3 separate regions of the Homo sapiens genome follow, and regions 2 and 3 are each linked to region 1. A link is a loop called in an ENCODE intact Hi-C map of the cell type or tissue named here. Cell type or tissue: heart left ventricle. All regions are shown on one strand. Links, peaks and the distances in the headings refer to the core of each region. The heading gives the core; the rest is flanking DNA.

Region 1 (5,915 bases), core at 495-5,494:
ACATTATGTATTATGTATATAGTGTATATACATATATATTATGTATATATCAAATGTCAGGTAGACTCTTGATATTTGTGATTCATCTTTCTGAATCCCCAAATCCACACTTATGGAAATCTTACACGTTTCTAGCTTTCCCCTGAATCATCTTTTTTGTGGAAAGTCACTTGTTAGCCAAATAAGAAACCTTACACTCCAAATCAGAAACTTCAACTTTCAAGATTTCCATAGGCCTGGAGACTTTTTATATATCGAAACTTCCCAATCATTTTTTAAAAGTTATTTTATGAAGGTAAGGACATTCATGATGATGAATAAAGAATAACAAAGACAAAATGAGAGGCCCATGTGGAGTGGACTGGGTGAGTGAGGTAGGCTCGCCACTTACACAAGCTTGGGAGCAGCATCCGGATGTCAACCTGAGTTTACGTTTCAATTCCTGGCCTCAGCAGCATTTCAAATTACTACATGGCATAGATCTTTAGGGTTGCAAGTCAAGCCTGGAAATGTTAAGCTACCAAATGCACACTTTTCCAGTAGTGGTTCTATGGCTAATAATGTTAAGGTATCATTTTCTTGTCAGGTTTCTTTCTCTCTCAAGGATGAGCAAGATAATTCATATCTTACCCACCCAGGTCTTAAATTAGAAAGCTTGTGGTAAAGTTCCCTACTGTCAAATTTTAACACTGGGCTCAGAATTCCCATTGCAAATTTACACTTGTTTTTCCAATTAAAATGGGCTTTTGTGAGTCCCCTGCTGATAGCCATTGGCTTGATAAAAAGTAACTTCATTTGCAGCAAGGGTGTTTAGGGAACCCAGTGCAAGGCTGACTCTTCTGCTGTTGCCTTGAGCCCAGCTGTGCTGAAATATTAAACTTTAGTAAATTAGGTGAAATTGCAGCTTCCTGGCTGATACAATAATGCCTTTTTCTTTTTCTGCAAACCATGTTCAGCATTAGTTTTCTGCACAATTTTCTGCACTGAGATAAAAATTGGAATATCTTTCAAATCCAGGCAACTCTTCATTTTCTAGATGATTGTGCCATATTCTACTTATTTAACAAACGGCTTAAACTTTGAAATATGTAGAACTAGATTTCTGTATTATTCTATCACTACCTGAGTATAGCATTACTTTATGTCATACTCAGATGAAGCAACTGAATCCCTACAAATATTAGTTTTATATAAAAGTAGAAGCCTGTTTTTATTCCTGATTAGTACATATATTAACAGCAGTGATGAGCTATAGAAGGAAATCACATTCCTAGTCACATTTATTTTTAGTTTTTTTGCTCCATTTTCTCTTTAAAAATAACACTAGTTCTTATGTGCTTTTATTCATTGACTAAACATTTATTGATCAATTATTATGTGCAAACTTCTGTTTTGTATTCAACAAGATGTTTTTAGAGTAAATCCGGAATTAGCAGAAAGAGACTAGGGACACTGGTATCTCTTGCCTTGATATATGTTTTCTTGTGATGGAATCTTTGGTGACAGCTTTATTTGGCTGTCTGGCCTGGTTGCTCCCAAATGGCTCTCACTTGGGCCTCTTTCAGGTGAAGACCATATGCTTCTAGGAGATGTCAGTTGAAATATCATATTTTTGTTGCTTGGGAAAGTTAACTCATGAAAGCCTTTTCAAAATTGAAGTCATTTCAAAAGATCTTATCAAGGTACTCCCAAGATGGTGGAATCCAAGGGTTGCATTTGGAAAAATCTCGAAACTATACAAAAGTAAGAGTGAATAATTTTATAAGCCTGCATATAACCACAATGGAATTAAAACCTAGGGAAGTGGCTAAGTGGGGGCTTGGGCAGTCAGGATAGTTTAGGGCATAGAGAGTTGAGACCCACTTTTAAAAAAATAGAGAGCCAGTCTGTTTCATAGTGTCATTGGATCACTCTCCTGCAACAGATGAGATACTCGTAAATGAGATACTAACCAATATGATCTAGACCGTGGTTTAGTTCTGGCTGCCATAAGAAGGATACCATAGGCTGGGTGACCGAAAGAACAGAAATTTATTTTTCACAGTTCTGGAGGGTAAGAAACCCAAGATCAGTGTGCCAGCATGGTCAGGTTCTGGTGAGGGTCCTCTTCCTGCTTGGCAGAAAGCTGCCCTCGTGCTGTGTCTTTACACTGCACAGAGCAGAGAGAGAGGAGGCAAATTCCCCGCTGCCTGCTCTTATGAGGGAACTAATTCCACCAGGAAGCCTCCACCCCATGAACTAATCAGGTATGAAAGGCCCCACCTCCAGATACCACCACATTAGATTGGGGATTTGGGTTTCAACATATGAATTTTGTAGAGACACAAACATTCAGCCCATAGCAGTGTTAAAAGAAAAACATCAGACAAATTAAATTTAGCACAGTTTATTCGAGCAAAGGGTTCATGAATTGGGCAGCACTCACAACCAGAGGAGGTCCAGTGAGGTCCACCCCATGGTGTGAGCAGCAAAGCCTGATAGGCCAAACTCAGAAGCACAGTGGAGAAACTGATTGGCTATAGCTATGCAGGCTGCCTTGTGGGGCCTGGTATAATGAGTTGGTTGCCCATGATTGGCCAGTAGCCCCCTGTTCATTACAGCCTAATGTAGGTTTCCATTGTTAGGTGGGAACTCAACGTACAGAGACAGCCTCAAGCTAATGGCCTCTTGCTTATTTAAGAGCAGTATGCAAACTTTTCCTGGAAAGTTTCAAATGGTAAATATTTTAGGCCCTGTGGGCTATGCCACCTCTGTCATCACTACTCAATTCTGCCCTTGCAGCCCTAGATCATACAGCCATATGCAGTCACTGATAATACAAAGCCATGGGCATGGAGGTTTTCCAATAAAACTATTTGCAAATACAGGCAGGGGCTAAACGGGTCTCCAGGTAGTAATGTGCTCATGCCTAAAGGTCTCCTAGCCCCTCATACCAGTTCGCTGTCCCTCTGAATCTGGGTTGAAGTAAGCACAGGTTACTGCTTCTGTTCAGTGTCATGATCCACCCAGCAATTCCCCAGTCCCCAGCTTTCTTCATGCGTGGGAGGATCCAGCCAAGCGACTGCACAGTTTTGAAAGTTTTTGAAGCGGCCCCTTTTTCTCCTCTCCTCTCTCCGCAGGCAGAGTTGTGGTGTGGCTGGGTGGTCTGCGTGGGCGTCCGGGGGATTCGCGGGCACTCGGGACGAGGCGAGGGCGCAGAAAACTTGGAGCCCAATCAGCACGGAGTTGAGCTTCCGCGCCCCAACCTTCAGGTGACCCCGCGCGGCGGCGGCGGCAGCAGCAGTGGCAGCGGCGACCGGAGCCCGCAGCAGCTCCGAGCGCCTCCGGGAGGACAGGCGGCGAGCTCGGCGAATCGTCATCTGCCAGCCGATCGCGGCGCTCCGCGGGCCGGGGCCGGGAGCCCGGGGCGAGCCCGAACGCGGCTTCTTCTCCGCCCGCCGCGGAGACTCTGCCGGGTGGGCTGCGGGCGCCCCTCGCTGCCGCCTGTGAACGCTGTGGGTGCGCGGGGCTGCGGCCACGGCGGCGGTGGCGGCGGCGGCGGGAGCCGCGAGTCGGGGCCGCCCGGGCTGTGCTTCGCCCCGGCAGCAGCGGTGGCGGCGGCGCCTGTGGCTCAGGATGCGGCCGGGGGGCGCACTGCTCGCCCTGCTCGCCAGCCTGCTGCTGCTGCTGCTGCTGCGCCTGCTCTGGTGCCCGGCAGACGCGCCCGGCCGCGCCAGGTAACCCACCCACCCGCCGGCCGCGCCCCGCGCCGCGCGCCCCGCCTGGCGCCCCCGGACCCCCAAGCCGCCCATCGCTTCCCCTCGGGCGCGGAGACTTTTGGCCGCGGCGGGGAGCAGCCCACGGGCGGCGACGGCCTGAGAGTGGAGTGGGGGAGGGGGTCGCAGGGAGGCGACCCTCCGACCGGTGGACGGCGGCTGGGGAGCAGAGGGACCGGTCAGGGCTGCGGGGGCTCTAGCGCGCATCGCTGTGGGCGAGGCAGCTGTGGAGCGGGACCTGCCGTCGGGTTCCGCATCAGGATCTCATGCTCCCCATTCTGGTCCTTGCTGTCTCTTCCTTCCCGCCCTAAGGCTCTTCCAACTCTGGGGCTGGGGACCTGGCCTGGGAGCCGGGGAGTGCGAGATCTCCCTGCCAGGCAAGGAGCGCGACTCCCAGCCTTTCAGCCAACAGCTCCCGGCGGGGTGTAGCAACTTAAGTTTTCTCCCCGGCTGTGCAGGATTCTGGTGGAGGAAAGCAGGGAGGCCACCCACGGCACCCCCGCAGCGCTGAGGACGCTCCGGAGCCCGGCGACCGCGGTACCGCGCGCCACTAACAGGTACAGCGGCGCCCAGCGCGGGCGGACTGGGGCTCGGGAGCTGCGAGCCGGGCATGGGGCGCGGCTGCACCGGCTTGGACTCGTTGGGAGTAGGCAGGCTGGGACGGCGCGAGTGAGTGTAAGAGTGTGCGTGTGTTTGAAGAGGGCGCGGGGTTGGGGGGGGGCACCCTTCACACTCCCTCAACCCTCTAAGCCTGGATGTGAATGGTCTTTGAATCAAGGGGGATCCTCCAGCAGCTGCATTTGAAAAACGGGTGCTGAGTTTTCCTCTCGACAATGGTGTGTTGAAAGCACCCCCGCCCCCGACCCCGCCACCTTTGGAGAGAAGCAGCTCAGCCTGTCTTTATGGAGGGATTTGGTTGGTTTGCTTTTTCTTTTCTATGCTTTAAAGGGCACCGGTGTTAAGATTCAGGTTTGTTTTGCGTGCTAGGAATGATTTTGTCCTTAGTGACTGGAGGCTTAAATTTTTTTTCTTATCATTCACATGTGTTTTTATTCATAGGCAGTAATTGTTTTTTTTTCAGATTGTAAAAGTAATACAGCTTTGTGCAGAAAGTTAGAAAATAGAACTGTATAAAAGAAAATGTTATTCATTCAGAGTCCTTACCTCTCAGAGACCATATTCAAGGTGGTTTTGGTCTATATTTCTTCCAGTAGTCTTTTCTATATACATATATTTCAAAAATATAACTTAGATTATACATTGCAGTTTATGTTCTGCCTTTTTTCTAAAAATCCTAGACCTATACCTGTCATTACATTCCCCTCCCCCCACAAAAACATTGCTTTGGATTGTTGCATAACTTATTATCTGAACATGCCATAATCTATTTAATAGTTTCCATTTTCAGACATTTAGGTTGCTTCTTGTTTCTGTTTTATTTTGTTTGCCATCAGTAATTCTATGAAATGCATCCTTGTATGTAAATCTTTATCTTCATTTCAAATTAATTACCCAAGATGGACAGACAGGAGTTGAGATTAGTAAGTCAAAGAGTATGTACTCTTTAGATTCTAAGTCACATTGTCAGTTGCTTCCTCGAAGGGCTGAATCAATTTACATTTTCACAAGCAGAATGTACTGCTTCCTGCCTTAGCATTGCTATTATGATTGCAATCTGCTATACGGTCTCTTTTCCTCTTTTTATCTCTTGCAAATCCCTTTTCTTCTGCGTATGCTTCTCTATATTCTTGGCTCTTGGATCCACCTTAATCTTCTGATGGTGTAACTCCAGGAAGCTCTAGCACGGCTCTAAGAAGGGTCTGGAAGTGGCTGGATAAACCCTGAATTGAGGAACACCACTGCCTGCCACCCCCTCATTGGAATTTCACAGCATATTAGAGGCACTAGGACCTCCTGGAGTAACAAAAGCTTTTGAGAAAAATAGTGTCCTATAGTTTTATTCTATTCAGGTTGGTGTACTATAGGTAGCCTAGCTTTCTTGATGAGCTGAGAAGCATTCCATCTTTTCCCGAGTCCTGTGGCTATTACACATTCGAGGGTTGACCCTTGGGGAAAGTTGGAAAGAATGTACTCATTAAATGGTTTGATCTCAGGTCGTTTTTAGAGGTAATCTTTGATGAATTTTTCACTTTCTTTTGA
Region 2 (5,915 bases), core at 437-5,436, 130 kb before region 1:
AAGAAGAAAGGTGCTTCATGGAGAGGTGATTGTAGAAAAGGATGATTAAATGATCTCTGCAAACAAGGTGCTTTTTCCAGAATAACCAAGATTACCTGAGTCCAAGTTTTAATAACAAGAATAAACAACTTTGTGAAATATCATGGATTGTATGGTTTCTTAAAATATAACTTGAGACACGTGGTATTTGCCAGTATTTGTGTTCCTCTTGTGCCAGATCTATTTTTTACAAGAACTGTGCAAATATCAGTAACTTTTGGGTAGGTATTGATTATTAGGAAAATAATTAGGTGTATTATCTGGGGGAAAAAAAAACTTTTGCTAAGTTTTTTTTGAAACATGCTCAAAGCTTTTTAAATCAATATTTAGAAATTAGTTTAACGATTTACTATTATACCTGCTAGTGATATTTATGTGATATTTATAAATGAAAATAAATGCAAAATTATAACAACTTGTTAATAATGTATTGGTATTTTTGAACCCACAATCTATTTTTTCAGGAATAAGGCAGCATTATGACTAATAACAGTGTTTGGAAGCGTGGATATAATTTGCTAAAGTAAGACTTTTGATGTAGATAAAGTAGCAGCATAAAAACACACAAATATTCAAGTAGATGTCACAGTTGGAAAATATTCTTTGGAAATATTTCTAGGCAGCTGAAATTACTTATACTGCTAAGGAAATCTGCTTTTTATTTAAATTAGCCACTTAAGGACAAGGTTTTCAACTGTGAAGGTTTTAAGGGGTTAGGAAGAGCATAAGTATTTGCCCCACTATTAAAAAAAAAACATGACATCTGACTATAATGTTGTATTCAGGCTGGGAGTGGTAGCTCATGCCTGTAATCCCAGCACTTTGGAAGACTGAGGCAGGAGGATCGTTTGAGCCCAGAAGTTCAAGGCCAGTCTGGGCAACATAGCAAGACCCCATCCCTAAAAAAATTACAAACAAAAAAAATTAACCAGGCATGGTGACACATGCCTGTAGTTCCAGCTGCTTGGGAGGCTGAGGTGGGAGGATCACTTGAGCCCAGGAATTCAAGGTTACAATGAGCTATGATGGTACCACTGTACTTAAGCCTGGGTGACAGAGCAAGACCCTGTCTCTGAAAAATAGTGATGATGATGATGATGATGATAACGATGATGAGGAAGATGATCATGCTGTACTCAGAACTTTGGTTGAGAAAGTCTTCTCTATACTGTAGAATTATCTTGTAACAATTGTTATGATAATCCCTTTGTGGTACTTAGGTAACTAAACATTTTGGGGTATGATCTTTGGACAGACTCCTTTCATTCTGAATTCCATTGAATAGCAAAAGGTCTTGTAATAAAGTTCCTGTCCTTGTGTTTAATAAAAAAAATACACCAGACCTACTTTCATAACTGCCTTAATTTGTAAATAGGTCCTTTAAAAAATTTCCCTCCTTTATTCAAGTATGTTGATTTACTAACCCAGTTTTTGAGAGAATATTAAATATGTGACTTTCAAAGAAAAGGAACTTTTTTTCCCCACTATAGATATCTAGGTGTAATTTTGGCTTTAAATGTTCTGTATTGTTTCCATTTATAATCAACACATAACATTACACTTCTAAAAATTACTTGATTTTGTGTTACCACCTCCTTTACAGATTATTTTCACACAGAGATTTGTAGTTCAGAACATTTTTGCAAACCTTTACTTTAAATAACTTGGTTTTTCAAAGGTGCTATTTCTTTTATTACATTACGTTGTAATGTTTCCTCTGCAGCTGACTGTTTCGTTGAGCAATATGGATTAAGTTACTAGTTCTCAAAAGATCTAACATTCATTCTGCTCTTACTCTATGTGATCAGTTTCATCTTGGATTTTTATATGGAAGAAATTGTCAGGGAGTCTTTACCTTTGGTTACATAGTATGAGAATTTCACATATTTATTTTATTAGATGCCTATCTTGCAAAAAATATTTTAAATCATATTTCTAAAATGTGCATTAATTCAACTAGTACTGCCTTCAAGTGGCTGTAATACTTTTTCTTCTTATGTTGTGGAATATCTTGAAGTAGGAATTGTGATTCACTTTAATAAAAAATGCATTAAACTATTTGGTGACCCTTTAACATATGCAAAGTACACCTAAACTTTAAATTTCGTTTATCTTCTATATTCGACCAATTCTAAACGTTATTTGTTTGGAAAATGAAGTGCTAAACAGTAGTTGATTTTAAAAGGAAAAAATATTTGAAATTCCTTTACACTTGTGTTGACAGAAAAGAGTCAAACTCTGTAAAATATTTGAAGAGATTTATTCTGAGCCAAATATAAGTGACCATGGCCCATGACACAGCCCTTAGGAGGTCCTGAGAACATGTGTCTAAGGTGGTCGGGGTTCAGGTTGGTTTTATACATTTTTAGGGAGGCATGAGACATCAGTCAGATACATTTAAGAAATACATTGGTTTGGTCCAGAAAGGCAGGACAATTTTGGGGGTGGGGGTTCCAGCTTATAGGTAGATTTTAAAATGTTCTGGTTGACAATTGGTTGAGTTTATCCAAAAACCTGGGCTCAACAGAAAGGAATGTCTGGGTTGCGATAAGAGGTTGTGGAGACTCAGGAGTTCGAGACCAGCCTGGCCAACATGGTGACGTAGCAGGACAAGCTGCAGACAAAACCCCTCAGACACCGAGTTAAAGAAGGAAGGGCTTTATTCAGCCAGGAGCTTCAGCAAGACTCACGTCTCCAAAAACCGAGCTCCCCGAATGAGCAATTCCTGTCCCTTTTAAGGGCTTACAACTCTTAAGCGGGTCTGCCTGAGAGGGTTGTGATGGATTGAGCAAGCAGGGGGTATGTGACTGGGGGCTGCATGCCCCAGTAGTCAGAATGGAACAGAACAGGACAGGGATTTTCACAATGCTTTTCTATACAATGTCTGGAATCTCTAGATAACATAACCGGTTAGGTAAGGGGTCGATCTTTAACCAGGCCCAGGGTATGTTGCCAGGCTGTCTGCCTGTGGATTTCATTTCTGCCTTTTAGTTTTACTTCTTTCTTTGGAGGCAGAAATTGGGCATAAGACAATATGAGGGGTGGTCTCCTCCCTTAGTGAAACCCCATCTCTACTAAAAATGCAAAAATTATCCGGGTGTGCTGGCACACCCCTGTCATCCCAACTGTTCAGGAGGCTGAGGTGGGAGAATTGCTTGAACCCAGGAGACGGAAGTTGCAGTGAGCTGAGAACGTGCCACTGCACTCCAGCCTGGGCGAGAGTGAGAGCCCATCTCAGAAAAAAAAAAAAAAAAAAAAGAAGTTGTGGAGACCAAATTTCTATCCTGCACACGAAGCCACCAGGCAGCAGGCTTCAGAGAGAATAGTTGTAAAATGTTTTAGACTTAAAGTCTGTGCTGATTTTAATGCTGGAGATGTATAATCAGGCATGTCTGACTCCCACTTCCTGTCATGGCCTGAACCAGTCTCTCAGGTTACATTTTAAAAGAGCCCTAGCTGAGGAGGAAGTCCATTCAGATGATTGGGTGTTGCAGGGGGACGGGGCTTTTATTTTTGGTTTCCACCGTTTTCTGTGACTGCATCTTCTTTTGACCTTCCCCATAAATGACCATAACTTTCAATAGCCAAGTCAGGGTTTGTATCAGACAGAACTTTGGAATACAGTCCTGCAGACTTGGGCATTTGAAACACAGATCAAGAAATTTTGATGCTAGCAACTTTCAATTATATTTGGTGACAATTCCTTCATATTCTGATTGTTTTTTGATTTTCATAGCTTTATAGCTTGCTATATTATACAATATGCAAGTTTTAAAAAATATTTTTCAAAATGTTAATTCGACATGAATATAGCAACATCCTTGATAGTTTTAGCTTTTTAAAAAAGCATGCCAGAAAGGTAAGAAAGTCATTTTCACCAAGAGTTTTTGTTGCTTGACATCTATAGATTTTCAGAAGCATTATTTTCTCATCTTTATATTTTTAAGCATCTAATTATTATGCTGCAATGTCATAGTTTCTAGTGATATATTGCAAATGATCTAAACTTTGCAATAATCCCTTTTCCTCTTCACAAATATGTATCTCATGCCCACTGTGTGTCAGGCCCTGTTGTAGGGAATTAACATCTTCCTCTTATCTTACCTCTCTCTCCCCTACACAGTAAACCTTTAGCAAAATTACTGGGTTAGATTGGTTAGTAAATCATATTGCAAAATAATTATCTGTGCTTTAACAAATACAGTGTGTTGATAATCTGATGGGATGGGTTCTTTGTTACTCATATGTGTATAAGCATATTAGGGCACCACTAAATCGACAGAATTCTGGACTAAAACTACTTCATAACAAAATCAGTTATAGTTGATGAGACCAATACAATAAATCATTAAGAGATCCTTGAAGGAAAAAAAATAACTGTAAAAGGCAACATTTAAAATATTTTTCATATGCATATGGGACGTATAGAGGTATTTACCTTTCACATACATTTAGATTTGGATTACACATATAATTGATAGAATAAAAAATAAGCAATGCAGTTTTGTAATTTCTAGTATGAAGGCATTGAATAGAACTTAAAATTCAATTTGTTTATAGTTTTAGTCTAAATTTACAAAATATTTAAATAGACATAGGTCTCTCCTTTAGATATGAAGCTTAAAGATATATTCTAAACATTTTAGATTTTTTTTGTGTTCCTGTTATAGCTTTTAAAATATTTTGGTCATTTTTTATTTTGAAATAATTTCAAAGTTACAGGAAATTTGTTAAGAATAGAAGGAAAAGCACCTCTAAACCCTTCACTTGAATTCCCCACTTGTTCATATTTTGCCCCGTTTGCTATAGTTTTCTCTCTCTCTGTTCATAATATGTCCTGAACCATTTGAGAATAAGTTGAAACATTAACCCCTAATTTCTTCAGTGCATATTTCCTAAGAACAAGGACATCGTGCTACCTTGCCACTGTACCATAACCTAAATCAGGAAATCAACACTGATACTGTTATTAGAAGAACTTCAGCCAAATTAAATTTAAAGGAGGTTAATTGAGCAATCAACGATTCGTGAATCGGGCAGCCCCCAGAATCAGCAGATTCAGACAGACTCCAGGGATGCCCTGTGGTCAGAACAAATTTATAGACAAAAAAAGGGAAGTGGCATACAGAAATTGGCAGTGAGGTACAGAAATAGCTGGACTGGTTACATATTGGCATTTGTCTTACTTGAACACAGTCTGAACACTTAGCAGTCTGTGAGTGGTTGAAGTACGTCGTCTGGGATTGGCCAAGACTCAGCTGTTGTTACAGGTGCGTACTCCTAGTTAGGTTATCAATCTTGTCCGCCTATTGAGCTAGGTTACAGTTCGTCCACAAGGACTCAAATATAGAAGTACAGAGTGCTTCTCAGGCCATATTTAGTTTAAGAATCCAATACCTTTATCTAATTGGTAGACCTTATTCCAGTCTCATTGACATGTATGTATGCATGCACATGTATATTCTGGGTCAAGATCCAATCCAGGGTCAGCAATTACATTTAGTTATCATCTCTTTTAGTCTAGAGTGGTTCCTTAGTTTTTCTTCACCTTTCGTGACTTGGACATTTTCCACAGTACAGGATCGTTGTTTTATAGACAGTCCCTCCATTTGAGTTTGTTTGGTCCCTCCGTTTGAGTTCATTTGATGTTTCCTAATGATTAGATTTAATTATGTACCTTTGGGCAGGAATATTAAATTGTTCCATTTTCTGGTGATGTTAACTTTCATGTCTCAGGGTCTTTGTTTCTTAATGTTTTGGTTGCACATGGGTATTTTAATAATAGAAGGAGTTCTAATTTATAGGAGTTTGTGAAACAAGACATTGGGATTTATTTATTTATTTATTTATTTATGTATTTATTTATTTATTTATGG
Region 3 (5,915 bases), core at 498-5,497, 140 kb before region 1:
CCTGCCATCCCAGCTACACGGGAGGCTGAGGCAGGAGAATTGCTTGAACCTGGGAGGTGGAGGGTGCAGTGAGCTGAGATCGCACCACTGCACTCCAGTTTGGGTGACAGAGTGAGGCTCCATCTCAAAAAAAAAAAAAAATTAAACCCATGACAGGAACATTTCCTATGTCAACCCTTCTGACCTTCTTGACAGCCTTTAGAGCCTCCTGTCTACTCGAGGACAGATCTCTGGCCTCCTTTCCATTTCTCACATGCCTTTCTTAGATGCTTGGGGACTGACACCTGACCTCTTCTCTGTTCCTCTTAGCTTCACTGGCCCCCTGTCTGCATGGGGACAGCTCACTGACCTCCTGCTCTTTATACTTTATCCCTCTTGACTAGTATCTTTCACTCAACTTGCATGATTTACCTGCACCCTAAACAGCGACTGCCATGCAGATAGTGCAGATAGCAGTGAGCACATGCAATGGGAGAGGCAAACTATTAATTAACTTTGCCTACTAGTTTAAAAGCAGGAGGACAGCATTAACAGACTAGAAGACAGACTCTTCCAGGCAGTGAGGGAATATAATAGCTGAGTTAGGACCACCATGAGTCTGAAGAATGAAGAAGAAAGACAACATTAACTAGACATTAACTAGAGAGATGGAGGTAAAGGGAAGCTTGAGAGTCGCGAGTTCCAAAAATAAAACAGGACCCGTCTGCCCCGTTTATCCTCCAGAGGATCTCTGCCTTAATATTCCTATTTATTTTTTGCTGACGATAGTTTCCCACTGGTACCTATTCAGCACTCGTTAATTAATTCAACCAATATTATTGAATGCGTTCTCTACACCTGGTGCTGTGCAAATTTCTGGATTTACAGAAATGAATAAGGTGGGCGGGTGGGGTGGCTCACGCCTATAATCCCAGCACTTTGGGAGGCTGAGGCAGGTGGATCACTTGAGGTCAGGAGTTCGAGACCAGCCTGGCCAACATGGTGAAACCCTGTCTCTACTAAAAATTCAAAAATTAGCCAGGTGTGGTGGTGCGCACCTGTAGTCCCAGCTACTCGGGAGGCTGAGGCAGAAGAATCACTTGAACCCAAGAGGCAGAGGTTGCAGTGAGCTGAGATCGCATCACTGCACTCCAGCCTGGGTGACAGAGCGAGATTCTGTCTCAAAAAAAAAAAAAAAGAACAAGGCAATCCCAGCTGTCCAGTGTACTGGCTGTTGGGAAGTGGGGTACACTTAACGTTAAATCACGCACAATGCTAATCATGCACCTCATCTGTGCCCGGCAGTGTGCTGGGATATGGCTGTTGATAAAACAAACATGGTTCTCGCCTGGTGGAGCCTATACTTGGGAGAGAAGCTAAACAAATATTTAATCATATACGTGTTAAGTGCTTTGAAGCAAGAGCTCGGTATGCGTTGCAGTATACCTAAGGACTTAGTCTGACGTAGGGAGTGCAAGAAGGCTTCCCTTAAGGAGGGATACAGATGTTGAATGCTGACATGTACAAGAGTTAGCCAGACAACTCTTAGTACAGATTGGCAAATGCCACAACACAGATATGAACAAAGTACAGTAGAAGAAGGGTGCTGGGCTGGGCATGGTGGCTCATGCCTGTAATCCTAGCACTTTGGGAGGCTGAGGCAAGCAGATTACATGAGATCAGGAATTCGAGACCAGCCTGGCCAACACGGTGAAACCCCGTCTCTACTAAAAATACAAAAATTAGCAGGGCATGTAATCCCAGCTACTCCGGAGGCTGAGGCATGAGACTCATTTGAACCTAGGACGTGGAGGTTGCAGTGAGCCGAGATCATGCCACTGCACTCCAGCCCGGGTGACACAGCAAGACTCCGTCTCACATAAATAAATAAATAAGCTAAATAAATAAATAAATAAAGGTGGTGAGCAAATAACTGCTCAGGGTGAGAGGAGAGGGTTGGAGTCAGTTTTCTAGAGGGCGAGATGTTTTAGCTGAATCTTGAAAGATAGGAAAAGATTTTTTATGGAATAAGAGAGTAACATTCCAGTGAGAGTGAATAGCATGTGTTAAATTGCACAAGTTCAGAGCATATTCTGGAAATAACAACATCTAGTGTCACCAGAGAGAGAAGTAGGTAGAAGGGTTGAATAATTGTAGATGAAGTTGGAGAGATTTCCGAGCAAGGATTGCAAAGAACCTTGAATATGGTGCCCAGGTATTAGGGCTCATCCTTTTATTCTGTTAAGAAGTGTGGGACCAGTGAAACTTTTAAATCACAGGACTTAGCTGATTCCAATTTGTTTTTTATGTATTTGCTTCTTTGACTTCTTTTTAAAAGACAACTTGCATTCATGAGGACAATAAAGGGAGGAAAGACTATTTAGGAAACAGTTACAGTAGTCAAGATGAGAGATGATAAACCCCTGAATTAAAATAGTAGTAAAAGGGCCAAAGATGAGTGAGCAATTCAAGCGTTGGTCCTACAGTAGAACAGGTGTGATTCAATGATTACTAGAAGTAGGAGGGTCAGATTTTGGTTTCAGCAAGGTAACATTGTCCTCTGATGATAGCGTTATTTCCTGAAGTGAAGGACGAGGGAAGAAAAACGAGTCTATGCTCAACTATTCCTGTGCATAAGATACGTTTAAGTTCCACGTTTATAATTAATTATGTTAATGGTGACTGCATTAAGTTTTCTATATTGCATTTGCCTAACCCTAACATTCCATTATAAATAAAAGGCAATAAATAAGTAAAGTAAGTACCTTCACTGAAAAGTAAGTTCTAGGTTGAATGACACTGGGTTTCTCTGTAATTCTGCAGATCCAGAATGAAGAGAGTGTGGTGCTTTTTCTGGTCGCGTGGACTGTGACAGAGATCACTCGCTATTCCTTCTACACATTCAGCCTTCTTGACCACTTGCCATACTTCATTAAATGGGCCAGGTGGCGATATCTTGCAGTTTAGTTTCTCCTTGTCCTGTGCATGCTTATTTTGTGTGCTAACGCCAGAGAATTAAAATTCGTGTTTCAGCCCCACGATGCCAGAATGCTGTTATAGGAGGTATAACTGGTATAACTAATAATTATACAAGTTATGATTTGTATTCTAAAAGCTTAATGATGAGAGAGGAATCGTATTAATAAATATTTTGAGTGAAATCAATGTGAGACAAATTGTGGTATCCTTAACCTCAGAATTAGTCATTCATTTTTTTTTGGAAAGCACAATATACATTTTTGGAATTAGCTTACATAAGCAGTACCAAAAATATGTTTTTTTTTTGTCTGTGATGTAAATTATTTTAATAGTCAATCTAGCAGCCACAATTTATACCATTTACACAATGCGATTGGTTTTTTTCTTTGCTTTAAGTTGCAGAGACATTTTTAAAAGTCACACTTACTTAAAATTGTATTATTTGGAATGTGGATAAAATTTATATTTGAAGGGCTCCAAATATATCCTAAAGCAACAGTTTTTAAAGGAAAAGATATCTGTTCTTCTTGAAGTTTGAATTCTTTGAGCAATTGACGTTTTAGAAAGTTATTATAAAAGCAAAACTGCTCTTTGGAGAACAAGTCACAAATCAGTATAGACTTGTTCATTTTATTCTTTGTATTGTACTTTATGGTAGCAATAACAATGACAAATGGTGTGTGCCTACTGCATGCCTGAGATGTAGGTATGAACAAAACAAATTCTCTGTCTTATGATGAAGACAAAACATAAACTAATAATATGTGATATGTCAGGTGGTGATAAATGCTGGGATTATAGGTGTGAGCCACCATGCCTGGTCAATTACTATTTTTTAATCCCAAGTATTATACATGTTCAAATATAATAAATGAGAATATATAAACCAAAAAGAAGGAAAACCACTTTTAAATTACTTATAATCTCTCTAACCAAGGATAACCACTGTTAATTGTGTTTTATGGGTTTTTTTCTCTTTTTTTTTTTTTTTTTTTTGAGACAGGGTCTCATTCTGTCACCCAGGCTGGAGGATAGTGGCACGATCTCGGCTCACTTCAATATCCACCACCTGGGCTCAAGCGATTCTCCTGCCTCAGCCTCCCAAGTAGCTGGGAGTACAGGTGCAGGCCACCACACCTGGCTAATTTTTGTATTTTTTGTAGAGATGGGGTTTTACCATGTTGCCCAGGCTGGTCTCGAACACCTGAGCTCAAGTGATCCACCCACCTCGGCCTCCCTAAGTGCTAGGATTACAGGTGTGAGCCACTGCGCCTGGCCATGTTATATACTCTTTGTGACTTTTTAATATTCTCTAGCTCTTTTTTAGACACTTGCGGCTTACCACTTTGTATATGATGAGATACTTTGAAATTATAATTTGAGCTTAAGTGTCTTGTCTGTCATAAGAAGGTTGTACTACCATTTATATGGATTTGGTTGGTTTTAATCTTACTGTACATGAAAATGTGTTTACCTTTAGTGACTGAGCTTTTTAAAGGTTGGCAGTTTTGAATGTAGCTGGACTCTAATCCTAGAACACATCAATATCATTTCGCATGACAATGTTCTGGACCTCTGGCACCTTTGAAAATACTAACTTACCATATAGTCTCTTTTCATGTGCTGAATTTACAAAATTTGTCTGAAGAGGATAGCAGAATGTACATTGCATATTTTCCTGAGGTTGGCACATTAGACTTGATGGCTTTGTGTGTCTGTCTTTTGGAATGCATTTGCATGTCTTGAGTGTCTGGAAAAGATAAAAACTCTGCCATCGTATGTTTAAATTTGCTGTTTAGAAAGTGTTTATCCATTGCAGGCTGGGCGTGGTGGCTCATGCCTGTAATCCCAACACTTTGGGAGGCCAAGGTGGGCGGATCACTTGAGGTCAGGAGTTCCAGATCAGCCTGGCCAACATGGTGAAACCCCATCTCTACTAAAAAATTAAAAAATTAGCCACATGTGCCTGTAATCCCAGCTACTTGGGAGGCCGAGGCAGGAGAATTGCTTGAACTAGGAGGTGGAGGTTGCAGTGATCTGAGATCACACCACTGCACTCCAGCTTGGTGACACAGCGTGACTCTGTCTCAAAAGAAGAAAGTGTTTATCCATTGCCTTAATGTTAAACAAGTTATACAGTCTTTCAGCTTTGAAATCATATGTTACATAATACTTTGTCAGTTGATCATAATCATAAATAATTATGTTTCATGTCAAAAAGATCTTAAAAATCCCAGCCATCTAAATATGTTTCCCAACTCCATTAAGTAAGGTAAAATAATATTTGTATTTATGTTCAGATGTTGAAGCTGTCATTCTCGAATAAAACTACACTTTAGAAATGGCTTCTTAGTTATAAGTAGTTTGGCCTATTGTTACAGTTTGAATATACTTTGATTCTATTTATGTGTCATAAGTGTTCTTGGAAAAGTCCTCAGAATAGGTAATTGTATATATTAAGTTAGGTTTTTCATATTGATTTAAAATGCACTCCCTTCAAAAAAATTTTAGATAGTAATTGGGAACCTTCAAAGAAGCATTGTATCTTTTTTTTTAATGTGGTCTATCCATAGTTAAATCTCCCATACTGCCCTCAGAACTTAGAGAAGTAGTAACATGCAATCTTTTTGAAGTGCAAGTAAAGTCAAATTATATAATTTGTTCCCATTTCATTAGAAATTTTCATTGCCCTTAAGACTTTCAACTAGCTTATTGTAGGAGTGTTAATTTTTTCTTCTATTGAAGAACAATCCTGCCAAAAAAAAAAAAAATCTTTTGAAAACCACATAAAGTAAAAATTGCAACTTAATCAGTTTGGGTATTTTACTGAGACAGGTATATAAAATGTCCAGTTATGGGATTTAATAAATTGAGGAATAGGGAAAGATTGATTTAAATGATACACAAATAACTACCCAAAACTGGTAAGAAAGCAGGGAGTTTCTCCAAGGCCAAGA

The links. Peaks named below come from ENCODE experiments on the same cell type or tissue, not always from the same donor. Only the 100,000 strongest peaks of a DNase experiment are listed, where the experiment ranks them.
Region 2: it touches region 1 in a loop (2.8-fold over the local background); 13 of 110 quality-filtered maps call a loop at or near these places.
Region 3: a loop joins it to region 1, with 4 times the contacts of the local background. A loop is called at or near these places in 14 of 110 quality-filtered maps.

The regions. Positions count from the first base shown.
Region 1 is chr10:17,451,956-17,457,870 of GRCh38, reverse strand. ST8SIA6 (ST8 alpha-N-acetyl-neuraminide alpha-2,8-sialyltransferase 6) reads left to right here and starts at 3,276. Exons shown (of 8, transcript NM_001004470.3): 1 at 3,276-3,716; 2 at 4,214-4,312. The coding sequence starts at 3,616. In heart left ventricle, for the core only: a CTCF peak has its summit at 3,293; DNase peaks (open chromatin) are centred at 3,320 and 4,370; H3K4me3 peaks cover 2,832 bases; H3K27ac peaks cover 2,396 bases; H3K27me3 peaks cover 1,671 bases.
Region 2 is chr10:17,584,498-17,590,412 of GRCh38, reverse strand. HACD1 (3-hydroxyacyl-CoA dehydratase 1) reads left to right here. Exons shown (of 7, transcript NM_014241.4): 7 at 1-1,381. The coding sequence ends at 49. Among named protein-coding and RNA genes, the nearest start is that of HACD1, 30 kb to the left of the region's middle. In heart left ventricle, for the core only: no CTCF peak of the experiment used is centred there; a DNase peak (open chromatin) is centred at 3,211.
Region 3 is chr10:17,596,299-17,602,213 of GRCh38, reverse strand. It overlaps HACD1 (3-hydroxyacyl-CoA dehydratase 1), which reads left to right. Exons shown (of 7, transcript NM_014241.4): 5 at 2,803-2,924. Among named protein-coding and RNA genes, the nearest start is that of HACD1, 18 kb to the left of the region's middle. In heart left ventricle, for the core only: a CTCF peak has its summit at 2,938; no DNase peak of the experiment used is centred there.